3 separate regions of the Mus musculus genome follow, and regions 1 and 2 are each linked to region 3. A link is a loop called in an ENCODE intact Hi-C map of the cell type or tissue named here. Cell type or tissue: heart. All regions are shown on one strand. Each heading gives the region's core, and the rest is flanking DNA. Links, peaks and the distances in the headings are about the cores only.

Evidence for each region. A loop is a pair of places that touch in the nucleus more often than their neighbours do. Peaks named below come from ENCODE experiments on the same cell type or tissue, not always from the same donor. Only the 100,000 strongest peaks of a DNase experiment are listed, where the experiment ranks them.
Region 1: a loop joins it to region 3, with 16 times the contacts of the local background. A loop is called at or near these places in 17 of 42 quality-filtered maps.
Region 2: a loop joins it to region 3, with 6 times the contacts of the local background. A loop is called at or near these places in 7 of 42 quality-filtered maps.

What each region holds. Positions count from the first base shown.
Region 1 is chr2:153,801,566-153,811,457 of GRCm38, reverse strand. Efcab8 (EF-hand calcium binding domain 8) reads right to left here. Exons shown (of 29, transcript NM_001370916.1): 12 at 9,017-9,090; 13 at 6,441-6,571; 14 at 1,563-1,630; 15 at 1,101-1,252; 16 at 452-586. Among named protein-coding and RNA genes, the nearest start is that of Efcab8, 27 kb to the right of the region's middle. In heart, for the core only: a CTCF peak has its summit at 3,799; no DNase peak of the experiment used is centred there; H3K27ac peaks cover 481 bases.
Region 2 is chr2:153,704,842-153,714,733 of GRCm38, reverse strand. It overlaps the pseudogene Dnmt3b-ps1. Among named protein-coding and RNA genes, the nearest start is that of Mapre1, 31 kb to the left of the region's middle. In heart, for the core only: a CTCF peak has its summit at 3,855 (motif pointing left); no DNase peak of the experiment used is centred there; H3K27ac peaks cover 422 bases.
Region 3 is chr2:153,925,464-153,935,355 of GRCm38, reverse strand. It overlaps Bpifb3 (BPI fold containing family B, member 3), which reads right to left. Exons shown (of 16, transcript NM_001379473.1): 8 at 9,730-9,821; 9 at 9,433-9,612; 10 at 8,017-8,070; 11 at 6,532-6,702; 12 at 5,979-6,046; 13 at 4,807-4,849; 14 at 3,880-3,943; 15 at 3,390-3,466; 16 at 2,360-2,648. The coding sequence ends at 2,619. Among named protein-coding and RNA genes, the nearest start is that of Bpifb4, 10 kb to the left of the region's middle. In heart, for the core only: a CTCF peak has its summit at 5,259 (motif pointing right); no DNase peak of the experiment used is centred there; H3K27me3 peaks cover 276 bases.

The DNA of each region.
Region 1 (9,892 bases), core at 2,646-5,145, 120 kb after region 3:
CACCAGGCCCCACCGTGGCTCTAGAGCCAATACTCCCCTCTTGCCATCCTTAGGGTCAAGGCAGACCCTCAGGTACCAGAAAGGTCATAGCTCACTTGTGAAAGTGCACTCTTTCAGATATGTCTGGCTCTGTTTACTTGGGCAGGCCACTAGAAATGACAGTCTGGTCAGGATCTCCCAACACTCTTCCTGACAGTTTTCTCCCAGGCACTCCCTGCCTTCCTGGGGTTCATGATCACAACTGATGGGGCCAAAGGAGTGTGGAGGGATGATGGGAGAGTCGGAAGGACGCATGAGTGGGGATGGAACAGGGGCGGTAGGGGTAGAGAAGAGGATGGGCTGGGGCCCAGCTCTCAAGGAGGCTCCAGAGTCAGAGCCTCACAGGCTCCAGGGCCAGCTCAGCACAGAGCAGACCCTGCCAGCTCTGCCCGACTCCTGGGATGACACTCACATTGTAGGTGCTACAGATGAGGGTGCTGCTCCTGTAGAAGTAGGTGCTGGTTATGGGGCAGTTGCCCAGGGGAAAGAGCTTTCCGCAGAAGGACTGGAGGCACACATAATCCTGCAGATCCCACACTCGAATGTTCTGTAGGGGATAGGCAAGAGGCAGGAGGGTCTGCAGGTGCAGCCAGCACCCTAGGCCCCAGGGATGCCCCTGTGAGCAAGGCCAACCACGTATAAAGTGCTGGCTGCTGCCACAGCTCTGCCCAAAGAGGCTAAACTAATGCCCTGGAACTCAGAGAGAGTCAGAACAACACTCTTTCCTCCACTTTCCTAAGCACCTGTGTCCTGCCTGGACCCCTAAGCTCAGCAAGCTAAAGGCAAAGAGAGCAGGCAGCCCACATCCTACCTCAGGCCTTCCCTTGCTCCCCAACTCCAGGACAGTTCTAGACTACTCAGAGCTGGGCTCTGCCCCGACAGAGGCAGCTGGAGACTCGTGGCCACCACTATGACTCTTCTAGGGCACCTCCCTGTGGGCTTATAGCAAAGTGTGAGCCCAGGGACAGGACTCAATACTGGCCAAACTACATTATCCCTGCAGAGTGAGTGTCTCTTCCCAGGGAACAGAGATAGAGGTAGCGGGGGACAGAGGGTGACACCTTGTCCCTAGAAATGCTGATCAGGATGCTGGCATTCCTGCTGTTCACAAGGAGGTGTGTCACCGATGTCTGGTGTCCCTTCATCAGCCACACAGGCTTTTTTGAGACCAGGGGGTTCCACAGGCGGATGTGGGGGTCATAGCCACCAGTTGCTGGAGTCAAGAAATGAGTATCAGTCATCAGGTCCTACACTGGGACCTTCTTCCAGGGCCAGGCCTCGGACTCCAGCCAGAGTTGGCAGCTGGGGAATGTCACTGTGATCTGTCACTGTCCCTCTCACCCTTTCCTGTCTCCATCTCTGACAGGCCTGAGTCACCCCACCTCCCAGTGATGTAGATCAGAAGCAGAGGAAGCCAAACAGAGGACAGGTGCTACAGAGCCTTGTTGTTGGCTCTGAAAATCCCCAGGCTGCTGCCACCTCCACCCCAACTCTGCTTCCGGGGAAACACAAAGATTACCTACCCAGAAAGTTCCTGTCTGGACAGTAGTCAAAGCAAAGAATTCCTTTTCTTAAATTCAGTGATGATAACCTAGGATAGAAAAATCAAGAAGGGAGGCCCCTGGGCTGAGGGAAGCCACAGGGCAGAGAGCAGCAGCCTGGGCCTGGGGCGGGAAGGAGCTCGATGCTCGGTGGGGAGGCAGTCACTATCTCTCCACCCCAAAGAGAGACCCCAGACCGGCCCAGTTGCTCACCCAGTTGCTAGTAGAGAGCAGGTGCCCAAATCAGTAGCTCATGGGAAGGGAGACATCCACCCTTTAGGAAGAAAAAGCCCCAAACACAAGCAAGTCTTTCCACCTGTAAAAGCATTTTGCAATGCTGGGCGTGGTGGCGCACGCCTTTAATCCCAGCACTTGGGAGGCAGAGGCAGGTGGATTTCTGAGTTCGAGGCCAGCCTGGTCTACAAAGTAAGTTCCAGGACAGCCAAGGCTACACAGAGAAAGGCTGTCTCCAAAAACAAAAAAAAAAAAGCATTTTGCATTGTTCCAAAAAACAAAGTTACCATGATTACACCTAGCACCCTCAGGCAAATATCTTCCAAGCAGTGTGACACATACAATAACAACAACAACAATAATAATAATAAAGCAGCCCTGGCCCACTGGCTCTGTGCCCTCGCTCTGTGCTGGGTGTCATCTCACAGGCCACCTGGACTCGCACATGCAATCTTCAAGAGCGCCATTGCCCGGCTGAGCTAAAGGCACGAAGAACAAGAACTTAACCTGAGGGCACACAGAGGGAAGGGGACTCTGCCCTGGTAGATAAAACAGGAAATGGCTCAAGATATCCAGGAATGGAGACGAGGAAGGGCTGAGCAGGGCTCAGAGGTCAGAGACACCCTGACAAAATCCCAAGGCTGTGGGGCCCCACACAGGCCACCAAGCTGTCTAAGGTTGCCTGGATGATAGCCAGGCTGGCTCTCCTTCACACCACGCCATGTCTGCTCTAGGGCCCCTTAGCCTCTGCAGCAGCTCTCTTTCTTTTCTTTCTCTCTTCCTCTTTCTTTCTTTCTCTCTTTCCTTTTTTGTTTTTTGTTTGTGTGTGTGTGTTTGTTTGTTTGTTTTTTCAGAACAGGGCTTCTCTGTGTTACAGCTCTGAACTTGCTTTGTAGACCAAGCTGGCCTCGAACTCTCGAGTACTGGGATCAAAGGCATGCACCACCACGCCAGGCTCCCCAAACTGTTTCTTAACCTCTATCCTTGCTTCAAAATTTCAAGAGCACATCAAAGCATGTATTTTCCACTCACTGGGGTGCCAGAGATCTGGGTCAATGAGATGACTTAGTAAGTAAAGCCTAGGTTCGACCATGGTAGGAAAGAACCGACTCCCGCAAGCTGTCCTCTGACCTCCACACTAGTACAGTGGTATATGCCAGCCTCTCTATAATAAATCGCAAAGGAGATGCCTCCCTCTGTGCACTTATGTGCAGAGAAGTGTTCTGTAGCAACAGTCACCAGGATAGAAGGACAGGAGGAATTATTTCAGAGTGACTCACTCCGCCAGCCCCTGCTCCTTGCCAGAGCTCAGGGTCACTGTGCTTCCTACAGACCTGGTCTCCAGGAGCAACGCACAGGAACAAAGAGATGGATAGAGAAGGGAAAGACAGAGACCAACTATGAGGAAGGCTACAGGGGAAGCAATGGACGGCCAGGCAGAGAGGGGGAAACTGAACGAGCCTTGTGAACAGCTTCTCTGAGGAGGGCGGTGAGAGGCAGAAGCCTGCAGGGCCATTAGAAACGCCTAAGGGGAGCACCCAGGGAGAGGCGAGGCTTCAGAGCCAGGGAAGAGCTAAGGGCTAGCAGGAGTGGTCCCAGGCAAGGTAGGTGGGGCCTGGACTATGAAGGGTTCATTCAGGGCCCCAACTGGAGGAGATCTGCAGATGGCTGTGTATAGGGACAGGAGCCAGAGGGTACCTAGTGAGCAGTGACAGTGACTTCAGAAAGGTAGCAGTGGAGGTAATAAGCAGAGAGAAAGGAGAGGAAGCAGGGTGGGGCCCTTCACACACTTCACACCAGTTCCTAGAGCCCCAATCCCTGACCCTCTACCAGCTACCAGCCACTCCTGGCTTCAACCATGTCAAGAGCTCAGGTAAGACCAGCTACAATGAGCTGGTCCCTCAGGGCCCTCTGAGAAGCTGAGGTGGACTCCATAGAGCTCAGGTTTGGCCACTTCAAGTCTTACCTACAGTGGTTACTCTGCAAGTACCAGAGACAAGCTGGAAGCCAATAGTGCCACTTGCTGGGCAGAGGTGGTATTGCACAGTGTGTGTGTGTGTGTGTGTGTGTGTGTGTGTGTGTGTGTGTGAGAGAGAGAGAGAGAGAGAGAGAGAGAGAGAGAGAGAGAGAGAGAGAGAGAGAGAGAGAGAGAGAAGAGAGAGAGAGAGAGAAGAGAGAGAGAGAATACGTCCTCTAACCTATCCCAAGATTAAATATTCCAACCTCTCCACCTCCATCCTTGGCCAGCTCAGTCACCATCTTGTGTAGCCTGAACTGTTGTGATAGTCTCCTCCCTGATATCCCCACCCCTTCCTGGCCCTTTGGACTTGAAGACATACATTAGACCCCACCACCCCTCTGCTCAAAACCATCTGCACTTTGCTTATGCCTGATTCCAAAGAGTTAGAAGAAGGCATTTTGAAGAACTTGGGGAAATATTAACTTAGACTAGTTAAGGAATTCATAAGGAATTAAGGATTTTTTAAAATGTTCTTAAGTATATGTTAGAGATTTTTCAAAATAAAAGTGTTAATTAGGAAAACAACAGGTAGTGGTAGCATACGCCTTCAATCTCAGCACTCAGAAGGCAGAGGCAGGTGGATTTCTGAGTTCGAGGCCAGCCTGGTCTACAAAGTGAGTTCCAGAGAAGCCATGTTTTTGGAAAGAAGAAGAAGAAAGGTGCTAGGAGTGGTGACACATGCCTTTGACCCCAGAGCTCAGAAGGCAGGCAGATCTCTGTAAATTAGAGGCTAGCCTGGTCTACGTAATGAGCTCCAGACCAGCCAGGGCTGCACAGTGAGACCCTGTCTCAAAAAATAAAACATGTTTTAAAAAGAAAGAAAGGAAAGCAAGCAAGAGAAAGTGTGGGCTTCAGCTCAATGATGAAGTACTTGCCTAGCAAGCACAAGCCCTGTGGTTTGGTCCCTGGCAACAAGGGAAAGACAGACTAGGAAAGCCAAACATAATGCCTCGTGCCTATGATCTCAGCGCTCAGGTGACAGGAGCAGGGATCCCAAGTTCAAGGCCAGCCTGAGCGACACAGCAAGACTCTGCCTCAAAAACCAAAACAGGAAACAGGGAGAGGCAAAGAAAGAAAAGCAAGAACACAGCCGGCAGAGAGCAGCAGAGGACCTGGGGCAGGAAGGTGCCTAAACTCTGGACCTGCGTATCTAGAGAGGGAAGATGAGACAGGTAAGAAGGAGAAGAGACCAGAATCAGCCTCCAGAGACCACGGTGAGGTGACCCTCTGGCTTACTTCTGCCATTAAATGCAATAAAATTAAAATTTCTAGCTAGGCAGTGATAGCTCATGCCTTTAATCCCATCATGCCAAAGGCAGAAGCAGGCAAATCTCTTCGTTCGATGCCAACCAGGGCTACACAGAGAAACCCTGCCCACCCCCCCCCCCAAAAAGGAATCTAGAATGAAAAAATTATGTTGGAACTGTCTCAAAGAATAAATGTGCATGCACGTGAGGTTTTCTGCATCATGGCTTGCTGTAGGAAGAGAAGACGGGCCTCTTGCTAACCTAATTAACTTATTCTGAGGTTGATGGTTTCTGTCGCTTGTTTTTACTATGTGGTTCAATATGTGCCACACAGAACATTATCCACTCAAGGCATCCCTGAGGTAAATGAGGTAGGCCCTGGCTTCACCCTTTCACGGGTGAGAAAACCGAGGGCCCCAGAGTGACGTCACTCGCTCTCGATACTCCAATCAGAAATGTTGAACCCAGCCAGTGGCACAGGCCTGTAATCCTAGACTTTGCATGATAGAGGCAGGTGGATTAGAAGTTCAGCTCAGGTTACATGAGATCCTGTCTCCATGTCCCCTTCAAAAGAGAGGGGTAGGGCGAGAGGGGCAAGAGGGGGAAGGAGGGAGAGAAAGAAAAGACAAGCCATGCCTTTAGTCTGCCTACCTAACAAATGCTGGGGTTGATTTGGTCTTTGTTGTTCATTTTTCATTAAATGGGTGGATAAAACAGACCTACTGGAGCCTGGCAGGTGGCTCGGTGGATAGAGTCATTGCCACACAAGCCTGAGGGCCTGGGTTTGAATTCCTAGAAGCCATGGAAAGTTGGGCATTGTAGTGCACATCTGTAACCCAGTCTTTCCACAGCAAGCTCTGATGCCGAAACAGGGGAACCTTCAGGAGCTCACAGACCAGCCAGTCTCAGAGATACAGTGGTCAACAACAAAGAGGCCTTTTCTCAAACAGTGGGAGGTGAAGACCAATAGCCAGGGTTGTCCTCTGACCTCCATATGTGAACTAAGGCATGCATTCCCCCCAAGACACACACGGAGAGGAGAGAGAGAGAAAGAGAGAGAGAGAGAGAAAGAGAGAGAGAGATATGAAAGAGGCCCTGTTACCCTTTTGCCACTGGTAGAAATTCCAGAATCATGATTAAACAGAAAGCAGAGCTAGGTCCCACATCCACTGTCAGCCTAGGGAGACACAGGCTGCTTCCTGGGACCTAGCATGAATGAGCCTCAAGACAGTGCCATGCAAAGAGACACTAACCCAGAGGCAAGTCTTCTCTCAGCAGAGTTAGCTGTGTGTAGCAGGGGGAAGCAGATCTGTTTAAGGCTTGCCTGCCACCTGCCTCCCTCAGCCAGGCGCTCCTTACCTGGGTTTCTCGGGTTCTTTGCCTGGCAGTATTATCAGCACCAGAGAGGACTTCTCCACGGCTGAACACGAGGCCACGACATTCAGCTGTGGGATGTACTTGACCTGCTGGCACCAGTTGGGGTGGAGACCCTGGCAGAGAAAAATGGCTGTAGCAGGAGACCTCCTGGGGACAGTCAAACTCCATATCCTGCCCCTGGAACATGGTCAGGGCTGGTGCCAGATAGGACTGGAGGTCACAAAGTCTATGGCCCTTGCCTTAGTGACCACAGCTTGGGCAAAGTGATGTGGCCAAAAGTCCTGGCCAGGTCTCATGGCCAAAGTGTCTGGCCCATCCCTGTCTCAGAAACTAGTTAAAAAGCACCAAGCCTACTGTCATGTGGACTCCTGGTTTTTTTGGTTTTTTTTTTTTTTAAGAGTCTCTTAGATTTAGAAGCTGAAGAGACTGGGTCATGATAATATCATTCTTCCAAGCAGGGAGAAATCGTGAAGTTGAAATCAAGGGTGCCTGGGTCCCAGTCTGTCTTGTACTGACTACCTCCACTACAGAAGCCTGCGTGTCTGGGTCCATTCCCACTCGGTATTTGTCAGAAGTGGGCAGAATACACACTCTGTCAGGACTATAGTAACAGAGAAGGCACTCGGAGAGCAGAGGAGGCCGGCTGGCCCAGGCTTCCACTGCCCTCTGTGCAGGCAAGAGTTTTTTCAACTTGACACAAACCCTAGGAAGAGGGAGCCTCGGTTGAAGACTTGCCTCCATCAGACTGGCGTGGGGGACCATTTTCTCAATTAATGATTGATGTGAGAGGGCCCAGCTCACTGTGGGTGATGCCAGCCCTGGATAGTGGTCCTAGACTGTATAAGAAAGCAGGCTGAGCAAGTCGTAGAGAGCAAGCCAGTAAGTAGCACCCCTCCGTGGTTCCTGCCTCAGCTCCTGCTTGAGTTCTTACCCTGACTTCCCTCAATGATGTCAGTGATGGAGTCCTGTAAGCCAAAGAAACCCTTCCATCCCCAAATTGATTTTGCTCAGTGTTTTATCTCAGCAGCAGAGAGCAAACTAACATGTCCACATTCTAGCCCTGGCTAGCATCTGTGCTTAGCCTTCCTGTCTGGAGATTTCCCTCCAGACTGGAAACGAGACTCTAGACTGAGATGTGAACCATGGACGGTGAACAACAGGGATGGGACAGAAAAAATGAGATTATCAAATACTCAGTCATGTAAGCCACTGGGTTGGGTCTTATGTCACTATTTCCTCCAACATCTGTCACAATAATAGTACCTAAGCCCGGGCACTGGATGAAATGACCACAGATGAAAAGAGGGGGAAGGAGGCAAGCGTGGGGGTGCACGCAGCAACCCCGGCACTTGAGAGATGGAGGTAGAGGGATCAGGTGTTCACAGACAGCCTGAAAACATGAACCCCAGTCTCAAAAACAGGAAAAAGAAAAGAGAGTGGGGGAGGGGGACTAGTGTGAGTACCGCTTCGTGTGAGGCTCCGGTTCCGTGCCCATTCCTCAAGTGTGTCCCGCTCAGCAATGCCCTGACAGCCCCATTCCCTCATTCGTTCCTCAAATGTACCAGGAGTCACTGGGTCCTGGGCGCTGTTCAGGAGCTGGAGACAGGACAGAGAGCACAAGGCACCAAGCCCCTGTCCTGGAGGATCTGTCACTGTGGTGAGGGTGACAGGACAAAGACAATGGGTAGAGACTTCAAAGCTGGGACTTAACCTCTTCTGGGGACAGGGCTAACAGCACAGGCAGCAGCAGAGCATTAGGACCTGAGGTAAGGGGATGAGAGACGAGCCAAGCAGAAGACCTCTGCAACCCAAAGCAGCAGTATGTGCTAAGGCCCTGTGGTAAGCAAGGGAGACTGTCTCAGCCACAAACGAGAAGAAAGAAAGCAGAGAACAGAAGAAGATAAGGATGTGGCTCAGTCAGTAGAGTGCTTGCCTAGCGTGCACAAAACCCCAGCCGGGTTCAATCCCCGGCACAAATGGAAGGGCACATGCCTGTAATAGCAGCACTTGGAAGATGGGGACAAGAAGATCAGAAACTCAAAGCCATCCTTGGACGCATAGCAAGTTCAAGGACAGCCTTGAATAAGTGAGACTGGACTCCAGGGTGGTGGGAGGAGAACGAACAAAGGAGCAAGTGAGGGGCTTGATCAGCTCCTGTCTGATGCTCAAGTTAAAGACTCGAGATGGCTTCAAATATGACAAGAAGCCTCTGGGGTGACATAACTATACTCTAAGGCAGATTTCCTCTGCATGCTGAATTAGCTAGCACTGCATGGAGAGAAGAGAGTGGGGAAGCCAGTCAGCAAATCAGCAGCTGTCCAGATAAAGGTTACATTCTCTGCCTGGAGGAAGCCAACAAGGCAATGAGATTCAGGGCTCGCCCTGGGGTATATACACATATCCTGGACGCCCTAGAGATATGTGGATGGGAAGCAATAGCTTCCTTCACTCTGTCCTTCCTTCACTCTGAGGCTGGGCCTAGAGGGCAGATCCATCTGAGGCATTTATTGCTGAGTAAGTATGTGGATGATTACAGGCTAAGGGAAGACACAACTTACCTTCATGCGGAAGCTTCTATACAGAGGAGCCTTCTCATTTAAGAGCTTCTTCAGGGAAACAGTGAACCAGTGATCTGACAGGGAAACGACCAGAATGCTCATTAGCAACCTCTCCTCTGCCAGTTTAGATGACATCTTCACTGATGGGCGTCTAACGTTCCCGGAACGCCAGCCAACCAGGCCCTCCAGGGAGCCCCATGTAACATCACGAACTTTCCAATGCAACTATCTGTTCCCCTGCTACCCAGCCTTTCCCTGCAAGCCCACAGTGCAACAGTGACCAGGGTCCACGCAAATTCTCGAGTGCTGCCATCTGAACAGGCTGGCTCGCCAACAGTGAGTTCCAGAGAATCAACAGAGACTTCAGGCTGTCTTCACTCTGAAAGTGACCCGCTGGGGGCTTGCCATTGTGTCTCAGAATACATGGCCTCCTTGGTCAGAAAGCAAAAGTCCCAAGAAGTATAGCGTGCACACATGTATCATGATCAAGTCATACATGCCGTGCACCCCACCCACCCACCCACCCACCGACTGCCCTGCCCTTGTGAAAGCACCCAGTCAGCAGCTGATGAGCCCCCAGGAAGAGCAAACTGATAGAGATGGATGACATTTGTTGGGTCAGCAGCTGTTCAAGGAAGTAGGTTAGAAATGCTGGTCAGTTTGGCTTTAGGTCTGGAAGAAATTCCCAGGGACCATGGAGGAAAGACACTGGAGGGGATGGGTGTTGGGTATAGGGGAATCTACAGGCATAAGAGGAAGCTTGCAAAAAAAAAAAAAGTCCTCAAACTGGGGAGATAACTCAGTCTATAAAGTGCTTGCTACACAAGAAGGAAGACCCGACCTTAATCCCCAGAGCCTGCGAAAAACACACTTGTT
Region 2 (9,892 bases), core at 2,918-5,417, 220 kb after region 3:
AAATCAGTCCTGAGAACCAGCTCATTACTGTGACATACAGTGATGTCTGCCAATGGCCAACAGGAGCATGGAACTACTAAGTATTTGAAATGCCAGCAGGAACAGGATCTCACTCACACAGAAAGTCAGGTTTAAATTGTCAAGTGATGCTACTGACTTGGTTAATTTGGACTGGCTTGAACCCTGGAATCTATTTAGCCAATTTATGAAGTTAATTAATAAGTATTCCTTAATCAATTTCTGTTTAGCTTTTACCTAATGGCATAATTTTTTGAATAGTACTAACAGAGAAGTGAACTAACTAAATATATGTAGGCTAAAAGTGAAAATGCTAAGTTTTAAAAATATTAGGTCAAAATTTATGATTAACATTAATTTCACCTGATTCTCTACAATGAAACTACTAGAAACTAATTCAAACACATTCTGTGGCTCTCATGCAATAATGTTTATTTATATTTTTATTGGATCGGTTGAATCATAGTGGACATGGTTGAATCTGACTCACACACTGGGAAAGAAAATTAGATACCCATCAAAAGCCATGAGGAAGCCTGATGCGGTGACATATGCTAAGAAATCCAGCACATGGCCAAACAGGCATACATAGTGAGACTGTTCTCTCAAAAAACAAAAGCACAAGGTATGTTTGATGATAAAGTGACATCTTCCAGTGCTTATATATACACATTAATATTAAGAGATAAGAAGGGCTGGGCAATGGTGGCACACTCCTTTAATCCCAGCACTTGGGAGGCAGAGGCAGGTGGATTTCTGAGTTCAAGGCCAGCCTGGTCTACAGAGTGAGTTCTACGATAGGGTTACACAGAGAAACCTGTCTCGAAGAAAAACAAAAACAAAAACAAACAAAAAGAGATAAGAAGAAAAATAGGTGTCCAAAGATTGTAGGAGACTGGATGTGCACCCAAGGTTTGCCTGAGGGTCATACATGGGGGGGGGGGGGGTTTGTGAATGATTCAGATCAACCAAGGAGATTTGATTCTTCTCCAATGAGCACTATAGATGTCAAGAAATGGGAAGGTAGAGCAAAGAAAGCAGAACAGTCAGAGGTGGTACGGGAATACCATGTCCCCCGGGTTCCTTCCCACCTGGTTGCTTCTTGTTGGGTTTGAGGCCCTCGATCCCAGTGGGCTTGAAGCCACCGTGGGCCCACTCCAGCATGGGCTTCAGCTGGTCCTCCAGTGACTCTCCAGGACTGCTGGGGCAGGCCTTGCCAGCTCTCACCCTGGCTTTCTGCCAAGACACAAATAAAGGCAAACTCTGTCCGTGAATGAATGGGAGCAGGCGATTGAGGTATGTGCCAGGGCAAACCCAGGGATTCCCCCTGCTGGGGCCTGCATTCCCTAAACAGTGGTGTCTTTCAGAGCTAGACAGCTGTCCTGGGCTGTGTTATGTGACAGGAGTCTGCTTTTAGGGGGACTGGTTAAGGAAACAATGGACCACAGGGGCAGGCACCAGAGATATGACCTCTTCCCTGTAGAATCACAGTGGTCAGCTCTCCCCCAAAGGAAGGTTTCAACTCAGCCTTGTTAGTTAAAAATAGGAGCCTCCAGCAGTTTTACCTTACCCTCCTGTAGCTCTTCTCAGACAACAGACTTCTCACTGCCCTTCTCTAAGAAGATGTGAATGGAGGCAAGCATTCTTCATTTTAAGGGCCATTACAATTTGCATGTCTAATTAGGCACTTGGCCAAGTGGAACAAACAGGCTGATAGGGGTTGGAGGGGATTGGTGGGGAGCCTAATGGCTCAGAGGAGATAAACTATTCACAGACAAAGGGAGGAGACCACTGACCTCAGCTCCTCCTCTAGGCCTTGAAGGATCCTGCTTAAAGAAAGAGAGCTCACCACCTCTGGATAGCGTACTCTGCAGTATTGCTGCTGCCCCAGGGACGCATGTGGCACTGGTCCCTTGTCACATGCTGCTTAGTCTCACTGAAAGCTGGCTTTGGAAATGAAAGGCCTCCCATTGTCTCAGACTCGAGTACACTTCTCTCAAGAGTCTTCCAAGCCTCCCTGTCCTGGGCAGACTGCTCTCTTAACACTGTGCCAGGGAGCAAACAGCTGAGGGTATTAAACACATAGCACCCTTGAGAACAGCCAGAAGTAAAACCATTTTCAACAGAGGGTACCCTTGTTTATCCCATAAGGTAGAGATGACTGCAGTCGGGATGGAAGGACAGAAGCCCATCCATACAGATGAGATTTTGCATAAAACTTTTCATCAAGAAGTCCAGCTTCAGGCTGGAGAGATGGCTCAGTGGTTAAAAGCACAGACTGCTCTTCCAGAAGTCCTGAGTTCAATTCCCAGCAACCACATGGTGACTCACAACCATCCATAATTGGATCAGATGCCCTCTTCTGGTGTATCTGAAGAAAGCAACAGTGTACTCACATACATAAAATAAATAAATATATCAAGAAGAAGAAGGAAAAGGAGGAGGAGGAAGAAGAAGAGGAAGAGGAGGAGGAGGAGGAAGGGCCTTCCCAAGTCATTTGTTTTTGGTGATTTATGACATTTCTTCTGCTTGCTCACCGACTTGAGCTTCTCCAGTCGCTTCTGCTGGGTATTGTGAGGATCTGATACGTTGATGTTTATCTGTCTACCTGCTGTGACTCTCTGCTGCTTGCTGTCTGTACCCTTGCTTGCTGCACACTGAATAATATGCACTCGTTTGAAACTGAAAGCACCGCTCACTGGGTCACCTCACAAGACAGCAGTCATCATTCCCAGTCTAGCTGGTAGTACCAGAAACTCACTAGTGACCTTGGCACATCTCAAATTCCTTTCCCAAGCAGGCCCTCACAGAGGCATTCACCACCTCCATGGTATCCTTAACTCAGCAAGCCATCTTGGCCACACAATGGCATAAGCTAACATTTAGCAGCTCTCCATTCTTCCCAGCCCTTAAGGTCATTCCTACACCTGTGTAACCTCCAGAGTACGGTATATAGACTCCCTGTAAGGAACCAGTTTATAGAAGGCGGCCAGGATACAGGACTGGCTGAGCAACAGTTTGTCAGCCGAGACCTAGATGAGAAAGATATCACCAATATCTACCCACACCTGAGTGGCTAAGCGTACATACTGGCATACATATTCACCCAGAGTCTATTCCTGGGCTGGCTTGCAGATGCTAATACCAAAAGCAGGGGGAGGGGGCATTCAGGGGGTGACCTGCATAACACATATCCTGGAGCCCAAAATAAGTATACATTGCACTTCAAATGTGAGAAAGAATGGAACTCAGAATGGGTTCAATAAGATTCTATGTGTGTTCACATGGTATACGTGTGCATATCTGTATGAACATCAGTATCATGAGTCCTGATCGTGACTGCCAGGTTGCCTGCTCAAAGTCCCCTGAGAAGGAAGAAATGAGTTCTGGGGTGAGATTCCTCGTGAAGGGGACAATAAAGAAGGTGCTTCGGGCTGCTTCTCACAATCGTAGGCTAGATGGGACATTCCAGGCTTCAATGCTTGCTTTCACACAGCCCTCTCTATCTTATGCTCAGAGCCTTAACTCTATCATGTGGCTGCCAGGGAGACAAGGAAGTGCTCTGGCCAACATGAGCATTGAGTACTGGGGAGGCTCCAGACAGGTCTTGGTCTTTGGCCAGGACCACAGATAGCACATTGGAATCTCCTCCTATAGTCCTCCCTCCTCCTACTCTGTCTTATTGCCATCTGATCCTGTCTAGAAACGGACATGTTATGTCTCACTGGATCAAAGCAAGGATATTTCCTCTCCCATGACCCACAAGTCATTCCGCATGTGTGATGTTTCAGTGGCCCCCATAGGCCCAGAAACAGACACTGTTTCTTTTCCCCCCTCTGCTGGTCACATAGCACAACTGCAGGAGGGTTCTCCTCGGACAGATCTGGTAACCTATTTTTCTTGCTCTTAGAAAAACTGAATGTATGGAAATGGCCTCAAGGCAAGAAAATCAGAGCCTCGATTTTAGGCTGACCCCTAGCACTGTTTTGTTTTTCGATGATTTATAAGTGTGTGTGTGTGTGTGTGTGTGTGTGTGTGTGTGTGTTTGTCTGTGTGAGTGTGTGATTTCAAAGGTCAGAAGAGGGTATCAGATAGCCTGGAACTAGAGTTGCAGGAGGTTGTGAGCTGTCCAGTGTGGGTTCTGGACACTAAACCTGCAGAAGAGCATCAAGTGCTCTTAACTGAAGGCTGAGCAATCCCTCCAGCCCCCAGCAATGTTCCTAATAATTTGCTTCCCTGTGTGCTTCCACCCTGCCCCATTGCCTGTGTCCCTGTCTCTTAAGTTATGAGTTGGTCCAACAGTGACTAGCATCCCTTAGAGACCATTCTATCTGCATCCTTCAGTTCAAAATCTTTGCACATCTCAGACCATTTTATCAATAGGCATAAGAATCAAAATAGGGTCTGACGGAGTGGCTCACTGATAGTTTACCTCACTCCAGACACAGCCAACAATGGCCTCCTGCACCACCCCACCCACAAGCAAGACTAAATGACTCTAGGAGACAGGGCATATGTCTCTTGTCCCTCCCAGGCTTCTTTCTAAACACACAGGTGTATGCCTGGTTGTTCCTAAGCTATCAGGGTCCATAATGGTGACTCCGACTCCAAAGAAGCAATTAACAAAAAGATGGATTTAAACCAGTGAGACTCTAAATTCAGAACTGTCTGACCTGTAGCCTTTTCAAGAGTAGACTTGTCTCTGATCCTACAGCCTACAGGCCACCAAGATTCTATTCAGGGGAGGTAACTCAGGAAGGAAGAAAGAAAGAAAGAAAGAAAGAAAGAAAGAAAGAAAGAAAGAAAGAAAGAAAGAGGGAGGGAGGGAGGGAGGGAGGGAGGGAGGGAGAGAGAGAAAGAAAGAAAGAAAGAAAGAAAGAAAGAAAGAAAGAAAGAAAGAAAGAAAGGAAGGAAGGAAGGAAGGAAGGAAGGAAGGAAGGAAGAAAGAAAGAAAGGAGGGGGGAGGGAGGGAGGAAGAAGGGAGGGAGGAGGGAGGGAGGAGGTGTGGCCTTGTTGGACAAGGGAGTCATGTTCTAGTTCCTGCAAGCAGCAGAACTCAGCAGCTTCAGCCATGTGGCTCTGGCTCTAGAGTTAAAGATGCCAGAGCCATGGAATACATGCTGAGGAAAGCTGCTAACAGGGAGTGGAACCAGCCCAGGAGAATAGGTGTGACCTGGTTGGAGTAGGTGTGTCACTGTGGGTGTGGGTGGGCTTAATACTCTCACCCTAGGTGCCTGGAAGTCAGTCTTCCACTAGCAGCCTTTGGATGAAGATGTAGAACTCTCAGCTCTGCCTGCGCCATGACTGCCTGGATACTGCCATGCTCCCACCTTGATGATAATGGAGTGAATCTCTGAACCTGTAAGCCAGCCCCAATTAAATGTTGTCCTTATAAGAGTTGCCTTGGTCATGGTGTCTGTTCACAGCAGTAAAATCCTGACTAAGACAGGATCCAATACCCTTTTCTGGTGTATCTGAAGACAGTGATGGTGTACTCACATAGGTAAAATAAATAAATAAATATTTTTAAAGAAAGGTCACACAGAGGTCCTGAATTCAATTCCCAGCAACCACATAGTGGCTCACAACTATCTGTAACAGGATCTGACGCCCTCTTCAGGTGTGTCTGAAGATAGCTACAGTGTATTCACATACATAAAATAGATAAATCTTTAAAAAAAAAAAGAAAGAAAGAAAGAAAAAAAGAAAAAGAAAGAAAGGTCACTGGTAGGTCAGCCACCACTCTGTGGATGGCCCCACACCCAGGAGTATATGGGCAGCACAAGTTGGATTAAGTAAATTATTTTTTAAAAAACAAAATTGATAGCAGGTGAGGGTGGAACGATCTGGAATAAAGGGAGGAGTAGAGGGTGAATATGATTAAGAGACCTTGCATATAGCCGGGCGTGGTGGTGCATGCCTTTAATCCCAGCACTTGGGAGGCAGAGGCAGGCTAATTTCTGAGTTCAAGGTCAGCCTGGTCTACAAAGTGAATTCCAGGACAGCCAGGGCTACACAGAGAAACCCTGTCTCAAAACAAAAAAAAAAAAAAAAAAAAAAAAAAAAAAAAAAAAAAACAAGAGAGAGAGAGAGAGAGAGAGAGAGATTGCATATACATGAAATTCTCAAATAATTAATAACATTATATTAAAATTGTTAAAGCACAACTAGAGGGGCTTTCAAGAAGTCTGTGCCCATTCTTGAGTGGGAAAGGTCCTTGTCTTAAGTCTCCATTCCACAAGTGTCTGCTTAGATCTGCACTAAATCTTTTGCTAATTAACTCCCACAGTGCTTCATTAATTGCAAACAACAAACTGGACATGTTGGGCAATCTTTGAATCCCAGCACTCAGGAGGCAGAGACTGATGGACCTCGGTGAATTCAAGGGTAGGCTAGTTTACATAGTGAATTCGAGATCAGGAAGGAAGGGTTATATAGTGAGACCCTGTCTTAAAACAAAACTAAAGCACAAAGCTACAGTTCTAGGGAGTCTGAAGTGGCACACAGAGAAAAGACTTCCACGGGAGCTACCCGTGAGTAGGAAGGCACCATGCCACAATGCACACATGCAAGGTCAATCGGGTAATTCACTGATGCTGCTGATCCCTGGTTGTGCAATGGATGCTTGAAAGTGAGCCCACCCTAGTGCTTAAATGGCAAAAGGCAGGATACATGTCTGCATATGAACAGAATATGTATGAATAAGAAAACAACATTGGAAGGGTGAGGTGGCACACACCTTTAATCCCAGCACTTGAGAGGCAGAGGCAGGAGGATCTCTGTGAGTTCAAGGCCAGCCTGTTTTACAGAGTGAGTTCTATCTAGCATGAAAGGAAGGAAGGAAGGAAGGAAGGAAGGAAGGAAGGAAGGAAGGAAGGAGGGAGGGAGGGAGGGAGGGAGGGAGGGAGGGAGGGAGGGAGGGAGGGAGGGAGGAAGGAAGGAAAGAAAGAAAGAAAGAAAGAAAGAAAGAAAGAAAGAAAGAAAGAAAGAAAGAAAGAAAGAAAGAAAGAGAAAGAAAGGAGGGAGGGAGGAGGGAAGGAGGGAGGAAGGGAGGGAGGCAATATTCAGAGCATGGTGATCATGAATGGGGCTGAGGCAATGGCCACACAGATTCCAAGCACCCACTCCTAAAGCTGTTTGTGTTGCATGTGCCTGCAATCCCAACACTGGGAAGGCTCAGACTGAAGGATCCCTGGAGCCTCCTGGCCAACCAATGGAGCCCAGTGGGTGAGCTCTGAGCCAGTGAGAGATGTTGTCTCAAAAATAAGGTGAAGGGTTCTGGAGAGATTGTTTATTAGTTCAGAGCACGGGCTGTTCTTCCAGAAGACCCAGGTTCGATTCCCAGTACCCACATAACTGCCTGCAACTCCAGCTCTAGGGGATCTAGCACCCTCTTTTGGTTTCTGAGGGCATATGGCACATACATGGTGTACACATACACATGCAAGCAAAACATCCACATACATAAAATTAAATCAAATTCTTCATGAAATAAAAATAAAATAAGGTAGAGGGCTAAGTGGATAAAGTGTTTATCATCCAAAGACAAGTACCAGGGTCCAGAGCCCATTTAAAGCTACATGCAATAATACATGTGTGTAACCTAGCATGCCAAAGACAAGTGGAAGGCAGACACAGGAGAATTCTTCGACGCCTGAGTGCTAATGTCTGTCTCACAAAGTGGAAAACAGGAGAGCCTGTCTCAAAGCACAGTGGGAGCCAAGGACTGACACTTGAGACTGTCCTCTGCCTTCTGTACACACTATGACATGTGTACACCTGCATCCTCACATGCACACAACATACACAATAATAACAGGTGGGAAATGAATGAGGAATACATCTGATGTCAACCTCTGGCTTCCAGTGGCACATGCACACACCACACATGTGCACACCAAGAGGGGTGGGAGGTGGGTGGGGGAGGGAGAGGGAGAGAACACTGTTCATATCGGTGTCCAGGAGCAGTGCAGGGAAAAGAAGGACAATGTTGAATTTGGAAAATACTTAGAATTGTAATGTATGAAAAAAATGACATCAATCATAGAGGCTGATCACTATACAGCTGTTATCTGTTCTCTACATTCAGGAGCTTAAGACAGAAATCCCATCTCAGTGGTACCTGATACTCAATGTTGCCTCCATCTCTGCTCTCTGCATCCACCTGTGTGGTATCCATGCCCTCCTGATGGCTGTCCTGGCTCCAGTCAACCGATGGGGTACTGATGCTCTGGGGTATCACATCTTCATCTGTGAGGTCAATGATGGGGTAAGGGCTGGCAGGGGACAGCCAGGGCGTGCTTGCTGAAGTGTTTGCTTGCCAACTGAGGGGCTGCAGACAGAAGAAAAGGTTTGAGTCCCAGCAAAGCAAAATAGATGGGGGTGCGTATGAACAGCCTCCCTCAGTTAGGTCCCACGCCAGCAAGAGTGAAGAGACAAACCAGGACCCTTTTGTTTTGTAAGAACAAAGAGCTGGCAGTCATTGACCCCAAAGCAGAAACAGAATAAGGTTCCTAGGCATGACAGGTTATGCCCTCTAGAGGCTATGAAGCTGAGCTCAGGGAGGGCAGGGTCCCTGGTTAAGTGGATCCTGTGCAATCTGGGAACCCAAGAAAGTGCTTGATCTGCTGGGGTTGCCTCAAGACAGCGGGAGAAGACACAAGAGACAAGGGTGATGTCCATCAGTGGCTTTCAGATCAGCTCCAAGGTGAGCCAGAAACTGGGCCGTGGGAATTCTTGCCTCCTCAACATAGTTCCTACAGGGTCAAGCCAAGAGTGAAACCACAGGCTTAGGGGCTCACCTAACACTCAAAACAGGGAGGCACACCTCATCCCCTGGCTGTATTTGATTGCTGCTTTTAATGAAACAAGCTGGAGCTAATTAACCAAAAGATTTAGGGGTTGGAGTGATGGCTCAGCAGTTGAAAGCCTTTCCTTACTGCTCCTCCAGTGGACTTGAGTTCATCCTAAGCACCCTCCTGGGGTTGCTTACACCTGCCTGTAACTCCGTCTCCAGCAGCGCCACGCCCTTTCTGGCCCCAAAGAGCATAGGCACTCCTGTGGTCTATACGCAGAGATGTGTGAATAAGAGTAAAACAAGTTTTTAAAGGTTTAATTATAGATTTAAACACGGGTGTGGAAGAAAGACCTGCTGAATTACCTTAGCCTCATTTTCTATGCTGGTCTGTGAGCGGTGGGAGGAGCCTGGGCTCAGCAAGAGGGGACTTACTGCTGGGGTTTTAGAGGGTATCCTGGTCTCACAGAAGAGTTGGGGCATCACTGGAGTGCCAGAGCCACTGCTGCCCCCCACCTCACCATCCCTATCTTCATCTCCATCTCCTGTGAGGTCCTGCGAAAAGGAAACACAAGCAAGACAGGCAATGCAGCAGTACAGCTAAAGAAGGTGAATGGCACTGAGATGCACAATGATGCCATACTAAGGGTCCCTACAATACTGCCACCCACCTCATTTTGCTGTAATAAGGCTTTATAGGATCCTCTTCCACCGTGGGAAGCACAGCCCACTGGCTTGGAGGAGCTAAAGGACAGAGAGGACCCGTTCTCCAGAATGTCTCCACTCTAGAGTCAAGTCCCTCATCTCAGAGCCAGCCAGTCTTCCCACAGAGATATTAGGGCAAACTGCAATGGCCCCAAACCTCCAGGAATCATACTAGAAGGTGACAGAGAATCCTTTGGCAAAAGCCACTTTGGACAGCCCAGAGAGAGAACTCATTCCTTTCCTTGGGTCACACCCATCCTTCCTGCTGAAGTCATTGCTCCAGAATTGAAACAAAAACTACATCTGCCCCTGTGACCTTTGATGGATCCCAGGAAGATGCTGGAGGAGTTCCTTTTTGTTTGTTTGTTTTTTGTT
Region 3 (9,892 bases), core at 3,941-6,440:
CTGAGCTCAAATCCTGGCCTGTTGTAGCCTTGGCTTGTCATTAAGTCCCCTACGCCTCAGTTTCCTGTACAATTACTAGAAATCAGGGCGAATTCAGGACGTTGATACTGTAAGAATGCAAAACTGTATGAGACTGAGCCTATCCCTTAGTGAGTGTGTGACAACACCATCATGGTGACACATGACACGGTGGCACAGTGGACAGGCCAGCCTTTGGGGTTAGGGGCAACAGGATCTTGTTTGAGTCCCAGACTGCCTGCTTCTGCCACTTAGGGGCTGTCTGACACTTCTTGGAGCCTCCATTTCTGAGTTGTAAGAGCAGGATGTGTAGCGCCTGTTTTCTATTACTCTGGCAAAACACCTGATGAAAACCATAAAAGAAGAAGCAGCTCTTTAAGCTCAGAGTTCCCAGTCTGTAGAGTCAATTAGCTCCTTATCTTTCAGGCCTGTGGAATGATGGAACGTCAGAGCGGAAGAACATGGAGAAGGAACGTGGCTCGCCCCGTGGAGGCTAGAAGGCAGAAAGGGCAATGGAAGGGATCAGGGATAAGATATACTCTTCAGAACTTGGCCTCCAACTAGGCCCAGTTGCTAAGTCCTTTTAAGCTATGAGCCCGTCTATGGACGAACCACTGAAGACAGTGCCTTCATGACCCAATCCCTTCCCATACATGCTGCAGTAGGGGATCAAGCTTTAACACACAAATCCTGTGGGGACTTTTCACACTTAAATCACAGCAGCATGGAAACCCCCAGCCAGTCTGGGCACTGTGGAATTCAGTGCATGATAGGGTGGTAAGCGGATTCTGTCCCTGACTTTGGAAAACTCTCGGTGAAGTATGAGAATTAGGCCAGGTGTCTTGAGGGGGACACTAAGAGCCCCAAGGGTGGGATCAGGGGTTCCAGCCTAATTCAGAAGGAAGTTCCAAGAAGAGGCAGCCAAGTGAAGGCCTGGCCAGGCTGCTACTCACTCACACGTGCCAGGCTCCTTCCCAGCACCTGACACAGGCTGGATGTTAGTCCTCTGATGACCTGGGTGAGAACCACGACCTCCCTGTGTCACAGATAAGCAACTGCTGTGGTCTGGATGTGTCCCCTGGGTGATGGGGTCAGGAGATGGGGCTCAGTGGGGGTGTTAGGCTTTTGGGGGCTCCAGCTTTGTGGATGGATGAATTCCACTTCAGCAGGCAAGAAGTGGATTCCAGTGTGGGAGTGATTCATATCCTCTCTCTCTCTCTCTCTCTCTCTCTCTCTCTCTCTCTCTCTCTCTCTCTCTCTCTCCCTTCCCATCCACCTTCCCCCTCTCTCACAAACACACAGACACACTCACTCTCTCTGTGTGCCACATACACACACTCTCTATCTCTACCTCTTCATCTCTTTATTGTCTTTGACCTTTTGCCTGGCATTATGGAATGGCACAGCAGGACGAACCCCAGCATACACACCAGTCCCTCCATCTTGGATGTCCCATTCTCCAGAAGGGTGAGCCAGTAAATTCCTGTTCACTGTAAACCAGCCAGTCTTAGACACCCTGTTACACATGGGACTGAGACAGAGCCCAAGGCCAGGCATCTGAGCCCCCTTTAGCTGCTGCAGGGAAAGCTGCCTGGACCACTGAGTAGGAGCTTGGACAGCTCCCGGCCATGGGCACTGGGTGATGCCAGAATGAATAGTAAAGCCTACTGTGGATTTGTTAGAGTGATGAGCTAGAGGGGAGACCCAACAGTGTGAGCAGTGCCATCCAGTAAGCCGGAAGCCCAGGGAACAGGACAGGAAGGAGGAGAAGAGAACTCTCCCTCTGCTTCCTGACAGTGGATGAGCATCTCCTCTGACACATTGCCAGCACCGTGATGCCTGCCTCCGGTGCAGTCCATAGCAACCACGTCTCCTGGGGAGATGTCACATTGGTGAATGAAACGAACCGTTGTGTGTGTCAAGAGCATTTGGAAGTGCTCTCTTGTTCTAGGAACATCTGTCTTCTCAATCAACAGGTGTCTCTCTGGGGTAGGGTGAGTCTCACTCACACTTGCTTCATAGAGTTCTGGCTCCTTTTCTCCCTGCAGAACTGCTCCTATCCAACCCTCAAAACTTCAGCTGGTATGCCCTTCTGAAAGGGTTCCAAACCTCCGAGGCAGAGATCCTGACAGAAGGTGGGGGTAATGGACGACATGGAGAGGCTGAGGCCGGACAAGGACCAGAGGCTGCCCAGGCCAGCCAGGTGGAACAGGGACTCGGCACTCCAATAACTGAGCCCCAGGTCCCCTTACCTCATAAGAGCTCCTGTTTAGAATGAAGATCATTGGAGGCCAAAGCCAGCAGCGCTCCTGTGTGGCCAGGGAACAAACCAGCCAGCAGGCACAAGACCAAGGATCAGTTTATTAAAGCTGGGATTGAACCAAGGTGCTATGTGCTTTCTGAAGCAGATCAGTGGCTATCCAGCCATCCCCACCCCAAAACAGGCATGATCACAGGAACAGAGGGCAAGGTGGGCCCGGGTGGGCAAGGGGCACTTATACTGTCACCAATGCAGGCTTAAGACTGGGAGGGAAACTGAGGCAGAGTGGGCAGACAGATAGGACTCTGTAGTGAACAGGGAGAGCAGCAGCCATACCGCCTCACGGAGCCACTGTGAGCACAACTGCATTCTGCAAGAACAGGAATTCGCAGTTAGGTCTCTAAGCACCAGATCCCCTCATGGCTGCCTCACCTCACGCCTGGCCTCTTGCTCTGCCTGAGGCCTAGCGTTAAATGAGGGACGAGACTGTGGATGAGTCCGGTGCAGGTCAGGTTGCTGACTCAGACTTAAGGTCAAAGGTCATTTTTTACCAAAAACATACTGAACAACCTTGACACTCCCTGACCTTCATCCTCTTACCTTAAAAATTAATACAGAAACCCCTGTTGTGCTCACTCCCCAGAGCTAGCCAAAGACTCAAACGTGTACTGATTTGAAAAGGTTTGTGGCAAAATAATTAATAATAATAATAATAATAATAATAATAATAATGTAGAGAGGGGGTGCTGTCACAATCCATTAGTCATGCCTGCCATAGACATACAATGAGGGATAATAAGTATTTGCTGTCCATGAACCAAAGAACCATGAATCTGTGTGTATATCTGAGGTTCCTTCTTCAGGTCAGACATGTCTTAATTCAACAGAATTCTGTGATTGATTGACAATGTCTGCCACGGGTGAGGAAGGAAAGGGTTGAAATACATGACGTATTTGCTGTTTCTGACGATTGTGGTTCTCTGAGCTTTGTAGACATGACACAGAGGTGGGTCAGAGGATGAGGCAGGGCACGCTCCTCAGAGGTGTCAAACAGGTCTCTCGGGCCTCAGCTAAACTGCCATCTGGGGACACATCCACAGGGGACGCTCACCTCAATGATATCGACCACTGAATTGGCAAAGTTGACATTGAGAATCTTAGGCAGGGGAATTCCAACCTCCAGGTGCTCTGTGAAGGAAAAAAAAAAAAAAGGTTGAAAACAAAGATTGGGGTGTCTCAGACCCTGATGACGGACAGACACTTCTCCCTGTGGGAATTCAGCTTCTTGTTAGCAAATTCCTACTTACCCCATCATACCCCCCAAAAAAGACAAAACCCCTCTTTTCTATATCAGGTTTGTGACTCCCCTTTAGCCACACCACCTAGAGGCATCCCGTGCCATCTCTGGTTGATAGAGCTATTTCCCACTTGACTGTGGGAGCTTAAGCAGAATCCAGGGAAGGTTAACTCTGGGGGTCCTGAGGAGAGCATGATGGTGCTGGTCATTGCTGCATTAACGGAAATCCTGGCAGCTCTTTGGCCTCAGTATTCTTATCCGAGTAAGGGATCGAGGAGCAAATTGGACTCCAGCTCAGCTGTACCGTTGAGCCTCTGCATGTAGGCAGCCCGGACCACATCACTGAGCCATTCTTCCAGACGGGATGCCTGCAACAGCAGATGGAATAGTGAGTGGGGAGCTTCGTGAGAAACCAGAGGCCCAGAAGCCTCCTGCAAGCCTAAATGAACTGTTCCTGCTAGGTAATGGGGCCCTCAGATTGGGCTGTGTAGCCCAGCAACAGTAGCCTAGCAACAGTAAAGGAGACTGATTAATGCAGACTTCACCCTTAGTCTGGGACCTTGCAAGATATTCCCTTCTAGAAGATTCTGTGGATTAGGACAGGTGTGCCTGAGAAAGAGAGAAGGGAATGTACCCAGCTCTGGTAGAATGCTGTGAAGGCTGATCTTAGAATAAACAGTTTGGGAGTCCTCAGAATGTTCTGGAATCTAAAGCTGTCCGAGATTTCAGAATCTAAGAAGTCTGTGAGAAGCATGAACCTCAGGCTCTGTCGGGTTCTGGAATGCTAGACTTTCAGGGCTCAGAATTTTGTGTGAAGATCCAGATCCTTGTGAGCCTCTGGATGTTTACAATTCTGAGGATCCAAGTCCTTGTAAGAACATGGGATTGACTTTCCTAAGATGTCTAGTGGCTCACACACACACACACACACACACACACACACACACACACACACACACGCATGCATGCATATACACACAAAAACATACACACGCATGCACACATCCACCTAAACACACATGCACACACACATACACACACACCCGAGCACACACACAGGTTCACAGGTGCACGCACACACACAAGCATACACACTAGCACACTTCCTCTGCTTTTCTGCTCTGCTCTGCTGGGGTTGGGCCCACACAGAGGTAGCCTTGACCCTGACTTGCCCCCACTCCCCACCCAAATCCTCTACCCCCTGTCAAGCTCCTTCTTCCCAGGAACTTACATCAAAAGGTTGGGGAAAGGAGGAGGCCAGCTGGACACTTAGCCTGCCAGAGAGAAGAGAAGTGTTAAGAGGTCCTGGTGGTTCCTCACTCCCTGCAGAGAGCTGTCTGGCCCCACTTACCCTGGCCCACCCTAGTCATGGCTTTCCAGGAACAGGCAAGAGGACTCCAACCTAGCTCATCTCTCTCCAGCCATCTCTCAGGCTCTCTATTTCCCTCCCTGTGAAATAGACTGAGAGGGCTTCACTTCCCTTGTGAGACATCACAGAGCCCTCCTAGGGGTAGCCCAACTGTCTGTGTGTGTGTCCTTTTCCTAGCCTAGCACTGCACATGGGCCAGTCTGCATCCAGCAGGTGCTCACTAATGGTAGTGTACACCAGGTGACCCCAATGCAAGTCAGTCCGTGGCAAGCCTAGACCTCTATCTTCACTTCTGGAGTGCTGTGTCATGAACTGCCACCAGGAGGCAGAGGTGAGCAGGCAGCAGACCTGGTTGAAGAGGGCAAGAAAAGGAACCACAGGGAAGTTCCAAAGCAGGGAGATGCATACTGGGTGCTGTGGCTCAGGACAGTCAGGACTCAAGGACGTCTGAGAAATTCTCTACAACTGGGATGGGGATCAGACAGACCTCACCATAACCAGAGCACCAGCTGGAGAGGGAGGCTGGGGTCACGGGCCCATTGCCTGAGCCTGGGCTACAGTGAACTTTACAAACTGTGAAGTGCTGTGTTGGGTAGTATGCAAAAATAGGGGCAGAATGGTCTTCCACCTTCATTTTGGCTGTTTGGAATCTCTCGATGCTCAGTTAGCATAAGACAGAGATGAGGGAATCAATGGAAGAAGTGCGTATGGGGCGGAAACATCGTCCAGCACTCTGGGATCGCGTCCTTGTGGTCAGCCTCAGGCTAAGTTATAGCCTCTGTGTCCTGGGGCAGGCTCACTGCCAGAGTCAGTGTCTGAGCAAAGGGAACAGTGGAAGTGCTAGTCATGGTCACCTACTCTGGGCCCTGCTACTTGATCTGTAGTGACCACCATGTCCCCTTCCCTAAGGTGACACAAATCTACTAAGCACCCAGATCAGAGATGCTTGCCAACACCAAGTGGCCCTTATTTTATCCAGCCCCTGATTCTAGTGTCTAAAGGGAGGGACAGACCATCCTAGGACCCCACATTACCGTTCCAGGGACAGAGATATGTGCAGCTTGGTAGAGGATGGAGCCAGGTGGGCATTTAGAGTCATAACCTGAGGAGAAGAGTGAGCAGATGTTTTCCCTGACTCTGCAAGAATAGAGGCAGTCACCCAGATGCCAGGAAAGCCTCTGAGCATTCCTCCCATGGCAGCTCTGGTCCTACTGTGTGGCAGAGTTAATGGGTGTTTGGGACTGCAGACCGGAACCTTCTGTTTAATCCACGAGGGAGCTAAAGGCTTCCCAGGGGCACTTGAGCTAGCCTAGGAAGGTAGCAGAAGAGACAGCCAGGGCAGGCAGAGCACAAGGCATGCTGGGACCACCATGCTGAGTCATGAAGCAGGGTCCCCAGGAGACAGCTGAGTAGAGGCAGGTCACTGTGGAGCAACTCTCAGGACTTGAGGACGTAGAGTGGGCCCACTGGACCAAAGAAGGGTTAGGAGCTGGAAAGAAGCTGGGTCAACAATAGACTTAGTTCATCAATGATGTGAGGGTCTTGCTATGCAACATAGGGCTCCCCGCCCACCCCTCATCCACTTACCCCATTCAACTGGAAAAGGGCTACAGGAGTTCCTTGAGGGACAGAAGACAGCACATGGATGGTGACTGGGATGGAGACTGTGGCCTTCTTGTTCTGCAGCAGGACCATGGGCGATTTTGTCACCCGCAGCGAGAGCAGGAGGTGCTGAGCAGGGGGCAGTTTCCCCAGGGCCTGGGAGAGACAGGAAAGAACATGGGTGTGAAGACAGCTTAGATGCCAGTGTCAGAATCAGTCAGTCCACAAACACACTGAGCATCTACTAGTTGAGAGGCACGGCCCTTGGCAGCAAGGTTGTAGCCTAGAATAGCAGGCACTCTGCCCATCAAAGCGGTTAAGACTCTAACCCATGGGGCCACCATATCACACTCTGTTTCATACACAGGCAAAATCTCTTCCCCAAGCAAGCTGAGCCTGGTGGCACACAGCTAAAATCCCAGCACTTGGAAACTAGAAACAGAGAGATCAAGAGTTAAGGCTATCCTTGGCTAAATAACAAGTTTAAGGACGACCTGGGCTACGTGCAGCTCCGTGTCAAAAATAAAACAACAAACATTGGTAGCTGTGTCCTGAGGGATTTCTCAGTCATCTCTGCCACCCAATTGATCTTGCACTTTCCTCCTGCCTTTGAAAGGTTCTCCTGAGTGTCCACTCCCAGACCCTTCCTCTCCTGAGCTTCCTCCTCCCTTCAGCCCAGAGAAGGAGCAAGTCCCACCTTGCTCCCTGAGGCTACCTGAAACCGTTTCCTTAATGGATGCATGGACCTTGTCCTCGGCCACCCGTATCCTCTGTTTCTCTGTCCAACCCCCCTCAGACACTCCCACTACTCTATGTAATAATAATGTAATAATAGTCATTTCAACTTCAAATCATTACTAATTCTCCCAGCTGCATACTGGTGGGTCCAGTATCATCTGAATGACTGGGAAGCTGAGTCCTGGGATCATGTCCACTATCTCTACCTCCATGACCCCTCTCCTTTGTCTCTCTCCAGGACAGAGAAGACCAAGAGCTGGGGACATCTTCTGGTCTGAGGGACCCTCGGGATGGATCTTTATGATTCTCTGTGTTGATAATTCAGTAACTTGGGGATCCAGGCGTGGGACACAGTGGCCCTCAAATGCTAGCATGCCTCCGTCCTCTATGTGGCTGTGTTTTCCTGATTTCTATCACTTTTCAAAGAGTAGGTGTTACTAGGAGACTCAGAATGGTCACACTGTGAATCAGTAGCCTGGGAAGACTCTCCTGTTCTCTGTCTGCTGGAGTTGCTGTGACCACAGCACCCAGGTGGCTTCTGGGACACTCTGCTTCTTTCCTTTATAAGCCAGTTGTGCTATCAGAAAAGGATAAAGTGTTAGTGTCTCACACTTTAGTTTATATCTGGGCTCAACATTAATCATGGGTATGTGGAGAGATCGCCTGGGAAGGTTTCTGGAGTCAATCTAGGAAAGAGCTACACTGATGGAGCCCCTAAGAGGGCCCACTCACCTCAGGAGCCAAAGCTGCCAGGTCAGTAGTTGTCAGAGGGACATTCCTGGGAACCTGGGTATGAGAGCAAATGAGAGGTTAGTGGAGAAGGAAGACGTCCCTGGAAATGGGTGCAGGACAGGGGAGTGTGTCCCTCTCACCTCTGCTCACTACGGACACTCCCGGAGCCTGACCCTGTACCAGGTACTCTTCCCACCTCCCTAACACACCCTACACAGCAGCTCAGCGACCAGATTAAGAATGCCCTCACTTTACACAAGTGATGCTAAGACTCTGCCCTGGCTCCATCCTTGGCTAATGGTGGCCCGGGATGAGCAGGATATGTAGCTGAGCTGTCTGGTATCAGAGTCCTCTCATTACTGCCAGACCACACTGAGAAAGGCAGCCAGGTGCTCTTATCTGTCACCTCAGCGGTCACTTATAAATACGACCACTTCCAGTCTTTATAAATCGTAGGTTCATGTAAGTTTACAAGCTCTGGCTAAAATGTTAGGAAATGTGGTCTCACTGGGCCCATGTCCCTTCCCCCTTGGAAGCTAAACTGTAGTTGCCAAGGTCCTGCCAGGTTGCTAAGCAATGGTGGCCCCATATGAACCACCCTATCAGAACAGATCTGTCCACACTTTGTCCCCAGAGCTCCAGGAGCAGTCATCACAATGCTTACAGCCCCATCCACAGGCCATTCAGTGACACATTCCTTTCTTCAGACTCTGCCTTCTCCCCAGCTAAAGACCCCTACCTCCAACTTGGGGCCCCATTCAATTCTCTGAAGCTACCTCTGTCCCCTAGGGACCCCTCCCCATCCTGTACAAGGTGAGAGGCCAATCCTCTTGCCTAAGCTGTATGTGAGGCCTCCAAATAGCTCAGAGCTCAGTGCTCTGGGTAGGGATAAGACTGGGGGTGGGGGGAGCCTCTGAGCCATTGAGGCAAAGAGGGACCAACACAAGAGCAAGGAGGTCCCAGAAACTCCAGTATGAGAGTACAAGTGACCTTCAGCAAAGCCTAAGCCTGGCTTTCTTTTCTCCAGCTCAAATCTACTCTTGAGAAAGTAGACAGGATGTTAGCCATTCCTACTTTAGTATAAAATAGCTTAAACTCAAGACAGATTCATCTGGTGAGTCGTTTCCTCCTTGGATGGAGGGATATCTGACTCTGTCGGTTCTGGCTTTGGGCGTGGTTTTCTGGAAGGCTGAGGTTAGAAGGCTTCAGGGGTGCCATGCAGGTACGGAGGGTTATTGGCACTCTCCTCTAGAACAGGGTGGACGGCAAGGTGTGTGCTCTAAGCATGCCCAGCCCCTGCTTACAGAGAACAGACTCAGCAAGGCTATGAGGGACAACATGAGGAAACCCAGCAGCAGCCCTGCCACAGCCTGGAGCAGATGTCCCAAGCCAGCGTCCCCATACGCCACCACTCACCATCTCAGGGGTGATGTCCAGGTCAAGGGCACCGTTGGTTTGCAGGAGCCCAAACACGGTGCTGAAGAGATAGAGTGGGACAGTCACTTGGGAGGTGTGGTCCTCTTTGGGGGGCACCTTGACTGGGATGCGTGGCTTGGGGAAATCAATGACATCTCCAGCTATGCTCTTCACGATGGGCTACCAGGCAAGAGACAGAGAAGGGTGGGTGTGTGGCTGCTCGGCCTTGTCCGGGATCCCCCATTCACCTCTGTGGCTCCCCCATGGACCCCACTGCCCTGGTCCTGGAACACTCACATTTATATCCAGCTCAATGTACTGGTTGGAGATTAGGGGAAGTGTAGCCAGAGTGAACTCCACAGACCCCAGAGGCCCAAGGGGCACCAGGCCTGCAGGAAAGAGGGCAGACAGGAAAACCTCAACCGTACCCCCAGGGACAGTAACCACTGGCATTTACTGA